Regions from separate parts of the Homo sapiens genome. Here region 1 is linked to region 2. Evidence: chromatin loops called from intact Hi-C (ENCODE). Cell type or tissue: PC-3. All regions are shown on one strand. Links, peaks and the distances in the headings refer to the core of each region. The heading gives the core; the rest is flanking DNA. Region 1 overlaps CDH12 (cadherin 12). Region 2 has its middle 200 kb from the start of SNORA105A.

Region 1 (4,404 bases), core at 73-4,072, 400 kb after region 2:
GGTGCACAGTTCAAACCTTATAAATTGTTTATTTCTGTAGGTTTTTATTTAATATTTTTGGACTGCAGTTGATCACCGGTTACTGAAACCATGGAAAATGACGCAGGATAAGGGGTGACTACTGTGTGTTGTTTCATAAGCTAATTCACCAACACATAAACAGTTTGCATCAGGAAACAACAGCAGCTAAATGCAAACTATGGTAATAAAGCTGAAGTTAACTGGAGCCACAGAGGAGTGCAACGTAGAACATGATGCCCATTTCCCTCAGGCCCACATTCTGTTCTTACTTTGGCTCTTGTTGGACACAAATTCTATCATACTGTGCTGTGTTTCTTCCAGATTTTTATGCATTTCTCTCTCAAAGTAGGCTGAACTTTACTTGTATCCATGTTATCAAATTACCTTCTTTTTTAAGAGTAGAATTTTATGTTTACTAGATATTTATTTAGCAATAGTTTATTTTTGCTGATATTTTCATTGGGATGGTGATTGCTAGTGGCAATTGCATGAGTTTTGGGGATCTGCACATATCTTTTTTCTCTATGAGCTCTGTTATTTTAATATGAATTTTGCAGAATGCAGAGCTTTTAAAAAACTTGCATATCACACTTAGCAGAAGCACTTGTAATTAAAAACATAAAACTTTCTCCTTGCACGTATTAAAATCCAGAACTTTAATATGACATTTACGAATTTAACAAGGCCTGCATAATCGACCTCTGCATGTTCAACCCTTGCCATTCTCTTCCTTTCCTGAGTCCAAACTCCTTAGTTTTAACTCATGTTAATAACAGTAATAACAGTAATTTATATTAGGAGTGTACTCATGTGATTATTTGTTTACTCTTTTCTGGGTGGAGTGGTGGCGTAAAGAGAAGCTAGGGAGGAGTAATGATGCCTATTTTATCAGCCATTCTGTTCCTGGGGTCTACACTATTACCTGGCAAATTGTAGGCACCAAGTACATCTTTGTTAAGTTTGAATGAATAATTCATTGAATGGTAATAGCTAACCTTTATTGAAAACTTACAATGTTCTACATAGTGTTGTATGTTCTATGCCTATATAACAGCCCTGTGAAGGAGGTGGTATTATTACACCCATTTGACAGAAGAAATGGAGGAACAGAGATGTTAAGTGACTTGACCATGATCTACATGTTAGTACATAGCAGGCAGGCTTGAATCTGGGCAGTCTGACTACAGAGCTCATACTCTTGGATCCTCTACGGTGTTGCCCCTCTGTTAATAGATATAAAAATACACAAAACCTCAGGGGTTTCCAATCCTAGTAAAACAAGGAATATGTGCCCGCAAACTTGAGTTTCAAGTTATTTTTCAAAACCTAAGCAGGTATTTCAATACTGGGCAGCTTAAGCTTTCAGACTCATTTAGCTCTTTTGTAAAATTAGGAGATTTAAGCTATCAGGTCAATATAGTTCCTCTGAAGTCCAGAGATCCAAGACTCCCAGCTTTCCACCCACAAAGATCTGGGAAGGACATAATTTTAGGCAGAGGTAGGAAATAATAGACATGGTCACTGTTCTCATAGGATTGCACAGTGACTGAAAATTCAGAAAGTGCTCCAACAGCCCATCAAGGCACTAAACAGGTCACCAGGTTGAGTGATAAGAAATAGCTGTTGTACAGAAAAGAGGGTATGAGGGTTTCCAACTGTTCCAGGGAGCTCTTCCTAGTGATCTTGAACTGTGGATGTAGTTCTGGGGTCCGATAGATGAGATGGCAGCCTGTTTGACCTACCTGACAATTCTACATTTGAGGATTGCTTCTGGCATTGATATTATTAAAAATAAATAAATTACTTAATGGATTAATAAAAATATTGACTTTGGAACAAGAAAGATCTGAAGTATCATTTTACATGAATTCACAGCATAGTTTTATGCTAAGTAACTATCTGTTAAGTAGCATTTGAACTGTGAGGACACAATCAACAATGGTCTTTTATTTGTGGAGCTATACAATAAATATGACTAAGTAAATATTTTTCAATCTCATCCCTCAATGAGAACGTGTGTGAGTGCATTTCCTCACTCCTGTCATTGTTTTATAATCCTAAAATCCATTTCAAGTCTCTATAACACTACAGTCCTTCAGTGAACAGATGAACCAATGTTATTTTCAGTACAGGATGCTGCTCCCAGCAGATCCCAGACTCTGGCCACGGTTGTCAGCCAGGGAGCTTTTAAAGTGCTATATCACAACAATAATAATGCAAGGAGATTGAAGGACTCCAGTTCTTAAGTGAAAGGCAAACAACTCCCCCAGGCATGAAACACAGGCTAAATTACAAGGAAAAACTATATCAAGCCATCAACCTGGGTATACTTGCCCCAGCACCAATGGTGTTGTTATAAAAGCAAGAACAGAAAGCTTATTCTGGGAGGTCAGTACCCTATGGAAATATGTGAACCTTAAGGAAGACAGATTTGCTACAAAGGACATCACCAGAAGTAGGTTGTATTCCATATACCTGATTTCAGGTACAGTGATAAAATATTTATATTTGTCTATGCTTCCTCATCTTTTGTAGAGCCAGAGTGACTTTTCAAAGACTTCTTAACTCGGATGATGACTCTCTGGAGCCCAACATCCCTTTTAGCAGGAGGGATTTTTTTTTTTAAATGGTCATATATCAAAGCAGCAGATATTTAGTTGTGAAATACTCACTGACAGTAACACTTCCTTGAAGTGTGCCTCCAAAGCTAAAAGATATACAAAGGCTGTGGTTTCCCTAGTTATTTATTTAAATGGGGAGTGTTTGCTTTTAAGAATAACTCCTGAAAAAGGGCAAATATATTCAATATAAATTACATTGAAAGGGTTCTCTTTGTCAGGGACAACTTATTAAGCTGAAAGACTTGTTAATTATTAAAAGGTGTTCTCTATTATGGGTAGCATTCTAATACTAACTGCATATTGGAGAACTCTTTAATGGTGACTATGCTTGTGGTCTATTTTAAATTAATATTCTATGGAGTAATTTTTCAAGGGCACTTCTTAAAATTTAAAAGGAAAATAATACAACCTCCCCCACCTCCTCTTGTGAATAGGTGGCCCTTTAATTTGAAATAGTAATCAAAAGTGATCCCCATTGAACAATATAAGGGAAGGCTTTATTTTCCATATTATTAAAAAAAATCAATGGCAGCATAACTTACGTAATCCAAAAAATATTAAAATGTCAACAATATGCTTTATATTTTTTAATGTTATTCTTCACCTTGAAAACATTATTTTATTTGACTTAACTTCATAAATTAAGCTTTCTGCTTCCTATTGTATGAAATGCATTATAATCAGTAAATATTTAAAGACTTCAAGCAAATCTGATAGTTTAAGAATATGACTCCCAGGAAAATTATTTGAAGGTTTCAACAGGCACTGTTATGCAAATTTTAAGCTTTGTTCAGGAAAACATGGTACTTTTTGAAAAGCCTTGGGAATGAGCATACATCCCTAATGCAGCTTTTTTGGTTCCAGTTAAACCTATCCCAAAATGACATATGACTCTCTCTCTGGTATAGCAAACCCTTAACACTCACTCTTTTGTTTTATAGACTGCCTGCTGAGAAGCAGACATAGTAAACCAATCTCTGCTAATTCTTATCAGCAAAACAGAGGTGTCTGTAGATGATTATTACTCAATGATCTTAACTTATGGGGTTCATTAATCCTGCCTCTCTGGCTTGTCCAGATTCTACTCCCTACTTCTCAAGTATGTTAGGAAGCCAAAATATGCTATTTGAATTTTATTTATATATTTATTTATTTATTTATTTTTTATTATTATTTTTTGAGACGGAGTCTCACTCTGTCACCCGGGCTGGAGTGCAGTGGCGTGATCTCGTCTCATTCCAGCCTCCGCCTCCCGGGTTTAAACAATTCTCTGCCTCAGCCTCCTGAGTAGCTGGGATTACAGGCACGTGCCAACAAGTCCCACTAATTTGTTTTTTGTTTGTTTGTTTGTTTGTTTGTTTTTTGCATTTTTAGTATCTTGGCCAGGCTGGCATTGAACTCCTGACCTTGTGATCCACCCGCCTTGGCCTCCCAAAGTGCTGGGATTACAGGCGTGAGCCACCGTGCCCGGCCCGAATTTTAACTGATATGAAAATGGCTGCTACTAGTTTTACTGAAATGAAAATGGCTGCTACTGGTATCTCCTACAAGCCAAGAAAAAAAAAATGTTAAAAAAAAAAGAAACTCAACATGGGACATCTTTCCAGTACTTTATGGCAAGAGACAGAATCTCTCTCTTTAAGGAGAAAAGAAATCGATCACATCTTTATTTTTGTGGTGTGATTTTAACTGCATTGTTTGAAAACCCTTGACAGTGTATTCTGAAATTGATAATTTACCTCTGTGGTCTTTCACCCAAAAA
Region 2 (4,404 bases), core at 115-4,114:
GTTCTTGAAAATGCACCATTGGAAAAGTTTATTCTCATTAGGTAAGCTTCAAGTCATACATAATAAAGACTACTTTGAAGATGGGTGTGGGGATATGGCAGACTCGTTGAACAATGATGGTTCTCTGGGAACAGGTAAGTTCAGGAGGCCCAACTTCTTACCCCTCTTCAGTAGCTATTATTCAGTTGTTTGCAGACTGTTGGTTTTTAAGGCTACAATGAAGAGGGAAAAAGGAGATAAAAAGAGGGCCACTTAGAACGCCACAATGCTTGCTGTTGTTACTGAGATTCACCCATTTTTCTTTTTTCTTTTCTTTCTTTTTTTTTTCTGGATGGAGTCTTGCTTCATTGCTCAGCCTGAAGTGCAGTGCTGGGATGTCAGCTCACTGAAGCCTCTGTCTCCCAGGTTCAAGCAATTCTCTGCCTCAGCCTCCTGAGTAGCTGGGATTACAGGCACACGCCATGACACAGAGCTAATTTTTGTATTTTTAGTAGAGACAGGATTTCGCCTTGTTGGCTAGGCTGCTCTCAAACTCCTGGTCTCAAGTGATCCACCCACCTTGGCCTCCCAAAGTGCTGGGATTACAGGAGTGAGCCACTGCGCCCAGCCTCATCCATTTTCCTTAAGTAAGGGTTCCCTGAATAGCTGCAAGGCTTTAATTAAGGGAGAGAACTAAATGTTATTTCATTGAATGCCCTGATTTCCAGAAATATCTTTTCTTGTCCCCATTTTGTAATACCAAGTTAAGTTCCTCCAAAATAATCAGAATCAATTACCCTTTGCACCATTCCCCTAGGAGTCTATGTTACCAATTAAATAATTTTGTTCTATCCAAGCTCTTGTTCAGGCATCTGTGCCATCAATCACTGTCCATGTGTTAAAATACAAACCTCAGACCTTATTCCTTTCCATGCAGTGTGGACAACCTAATGTACTGTCTACAAGGCAGATGTTTCTGCCCTTTTGGAAGATTTCACTTTACCTTGTCTTTAGGGTCACCTCTGTATAGGGCTATGACAAAGGAAGTACTCACATGCATTTGGGGCAGTATGCTGGGCAAACCGATTCTTAATTCAGGTCCATGCTTTTTGTTCTTCATTTATTAGCTCATGGAGCACTCATCATGAGGCTTCACATAAAGATTGAACAAGATGCATAGAATGAGTCTCACACATACCATTTCCATTTAACAATGGACTCTTGGTGCATACTTATTATGCAGACTCCTGTCCAAACTTATTATGCGGTAGATACTATATTAGCAAGCTCATGATGAGCAGGTAAAGTCACAGTCACCTAGGGTTCAAGGTTAGACATTAGTTCTTATGAGTGCTTAGTAGGAAACCATGACATACTTCTCAAAATAGGTTGATGCAGTGTAGCCCCATGTCGTACAGGTTATCTCTAAAATTCTAAGAGTTTCACCAGAGGTTATGCCATTTTATCTTGCAGTGGGCAGTGCAAGGAATAGCAGCTTATATCTCAGTATGGAGGAAAATTCCAATATGCCTGCTCTAATAATTTATTATTGTATTAAAAGCTACTCCAAAACTTAATGACAAAATAGCAAAAATAATTTACTTTGCTCATGAATCTGGAACAATCTCAGGGGGTGGAAAATGTTGTCTGACTCATAAGACATGAGACAGAGTGACTCAACTGGGGCAGAGGGATCCAGTTTTAAGGTGATTAACTCACATTACTGACAGATTAAGGCTACTGTGACTGGGAACTCAGCCATAGCCTTTTACAGGGCTATTTGGGCTTCCTCAAAGAATGGGGCCTTCACACAAAATCTAAAATTTCTCTCCTCTGTATATCATCTTAGTAAATGACTAAGCTGTTTCCATTTATTATGATCCAGTGATTAGTTAGAGGTCTCCAATATCTGCATGATAAGATACTCTCATTACTAGTGTGTTTCTGAGGCCTATTGTGATCACTGCACCTGATTTTTTTCAAACAGTTAATTGCTACCCCTTGGCCTCTACAGTTTCTGAATTTCATTATTTCCTTTGAAATTAGGAAAAACTACTTAATAACAGCATTCATCACCATTAACTCCTGCCTACAAAGGACAAGCACCGTAGAGTTTTTGAGGATACTAATGCCCTCTTACTAATACACTTGCAATGTCTTATGTAAGTAATAGACTCCAGGTCCTCCCGGGCATGGATAAAAAGTCACTGAACAAGTTGACAAAATAGATCCATTGCTATATGGTCATTCTCAGAGACTTGCAACTTCACTGTTTACCAGAAGAGTGCTGGTATTTCAATTTCATTAATACAAAGTCATTTAAGTCCAGAATTTGATTAGCCAATCTAGTAGACTATAAACAACACTTCTATCTTTTTTTTTTTTTTTTTTTTTGAGATAGAGTCTCTCTGTCGCCAGGCTAGAGTGCAGTGGCGCGATCCCAGCTCACTGCAACCTCTGACTCCCTGGTTCAAGTGATTCTCCTGCCTCAGCCTCCCGAGTAGCTAGGATTACAGGCATATGCCACCACATCCAGCTAATTTTTGTATTTTTAATAGAGCCGGGGTTTCACCATGTTGGCCAGAATGGTCTTGATCTCCTGACCTCGTGATCCACCTGCCTTGGCCTCCCAAAGTGCTGGGATTACAGGCGTGAGCCACAGTGCCCAGCCAACACTTCCATCTTTTTAGGCTGTGGCATTAAACCCTGAATGCAGAGTGAGGGTAACTATAATGGTATTTGGCCCCATCGAGCGTTGTATTTCATTCTTCTTAAAACATCCTAGGAATTTCATACATTCTCCTCAGCCTTCTACCAATAAATGATAAGAAAAACCTGTAACACTTTTGCTGATCAGAAGCCTTACTGAAAACATGAACAGTTGGTTAACACATATTTCATAAGTTACATGGATTGTATGTTATATTCTTATGATAAAGTAAGCTAGGGAAAAGACAATGTTATTAAGAAAATCGTAAGGAAAAGAAAATAAAAGATAAAAAAAAAAAAAAAGAAGAGCTCTAGCTCTTCTTAAAAGCCCAGGCAATGACGCACCATGAGGATTTGTCCTGAGAAAAATTATAAATTACCCAAGGGCAGTCAATAAAAGTGTTTGTCATTGTTTTTTTTCTTTCTTTCTTTCACTATTTTTTTCTTTCTTTATTTCTTTGTACGCATATTAAGGTTGACTTTCTTGGAGGAGAAGGCATTAAGCTGTCTCTAAAGCAAGAGAATTTTGAGAATCTGTTTGTTCAAATTTCTCAACCTCTTCTGTGTATGTCTGTATATCCCAATCCTGTGTCTTAAGGTTCCACTCATTCCTCTTTAGTACACTTGCCGTAGCCTAAGAAATCTGTTAGTATTAAATATGAATGAGGCTGCAACTCTTCATCCCAAAGAATCAGGGTCTGGGCTTAATTATGAGTAAGTCTACCCAGCAGGAAATCCAAATTGGTCTGGTGGAATATTAAAAACTGAGAAGAGTAACCACATTTTGTCATAAATTTCTTTAATCCATTTTATGTATCTTAAGTAAGAGGTTTCCCTGCCCAAACTATATAAATAATTTATCTGTAAACGTGGTGTAACACAGGTATAAAACAAATCTATACCTCATAATGAATTTCAGATAATAGAGCCAGGCAATTGATGATAACTTCTTTAAAAATATTCCATTTTAAAATTTAAAAAGCCATTTTCTGTTATGTAGAATTATAAGACTTTGATTGCTTTCTGGCTACCAGTTTAGATAACTATAGTCTAATTTACCTGGAAAACTTTTGTTATTCCTAAGTAAGAATTAATAAATGAAAGCTTTGACTAGGCACTTTTTTTTAGGAAAGAGAAGCTTTATTGAGATATAGTTTATGTATAACAAATTGCACCCACTTAAAGTGTACAATTTAATAGACTTTAACATCTATTTACACCCGACACCACTACCACAACCAAAAGTTTGCTTATGTTTCTTTGCAGTCTATCCCACCCACAACTTCTACTCCAAGCAAACCTTGATGGGCTTTGTTAATTATAGATGTGTTTACATTTTCTAGCATCTTATAAAAATGGGGTCACACACTGTGTACTTTTTTGGCTTCTTTGACTCAGGAAAATTATTTTTTGAGATTCATCTAAGTTGCAAAAATGCGGTAGTTTTTTTTTTTTTTTTTTTTTTTACTGCTGATTAGCATTACAATGTATGTTCATGCAACATTGTGTTTGTCCATTTCCCTGGTGATAGACATTTGGTTTCTTTCCAGTTTGAGGCTATTATAAATGAAGCTGCTATGAACATCCATGGGCAGACTTGTGCATGCACATCACAGTAGAATGACTGGGAATATAGTTAGTGTATGTGTTAATTGATGAGAAACAGTTTTTACAGTGGATGTATCACTTTAGATTACCACCTGCAAAGTCTGAGTG

The links. Hi-C counts contacts between places; a loop is a spot of excess contacts. Peaks named below come from ENCODE experiments on the same cell type or tissue, not always from the same donor. Only the 100,000 strongest peaks of a DNase experiment are listed, where the experiment ranks them.
Region 1: a loop joins it to region 2, with 6 times the contacts of the local background. A loop is called at or near these places in 1 of 110 quality-filtered maps.

Annotation. Positions count from the first base shown.
Region 1 is chr5:22,082,542-22,086,945 of GRCh38, forward strand. All of the region lies in intron 4 of CDH12 (cadherin 12), which reads right to left. Among named protein-coding and RNA genes, the nearest start is that of SNORA105A, 200 kb to the left of the region's middle. In PC-3, for the core only: no CTCF peak of the experiment used is centred there; no DNase peak of the experiment used is centred there.
Region 2 is chr5:21,678,731-21,683,134 of GRCh38, forward strand. No RefSeq gene overlaps it. Among named protein-coding and RNA genes, the nearest start is that of SNORA105A, 200 kb to the right of the region's middle. In PC-3, for the core only: no CTCF peak of the experiment used is centred there; DNase peaks (open chromatin) are centred at 1,691 and 2,151; H3K4me3 peaks cover 422 bases; H3K27ac peaks cover 1,848 bases.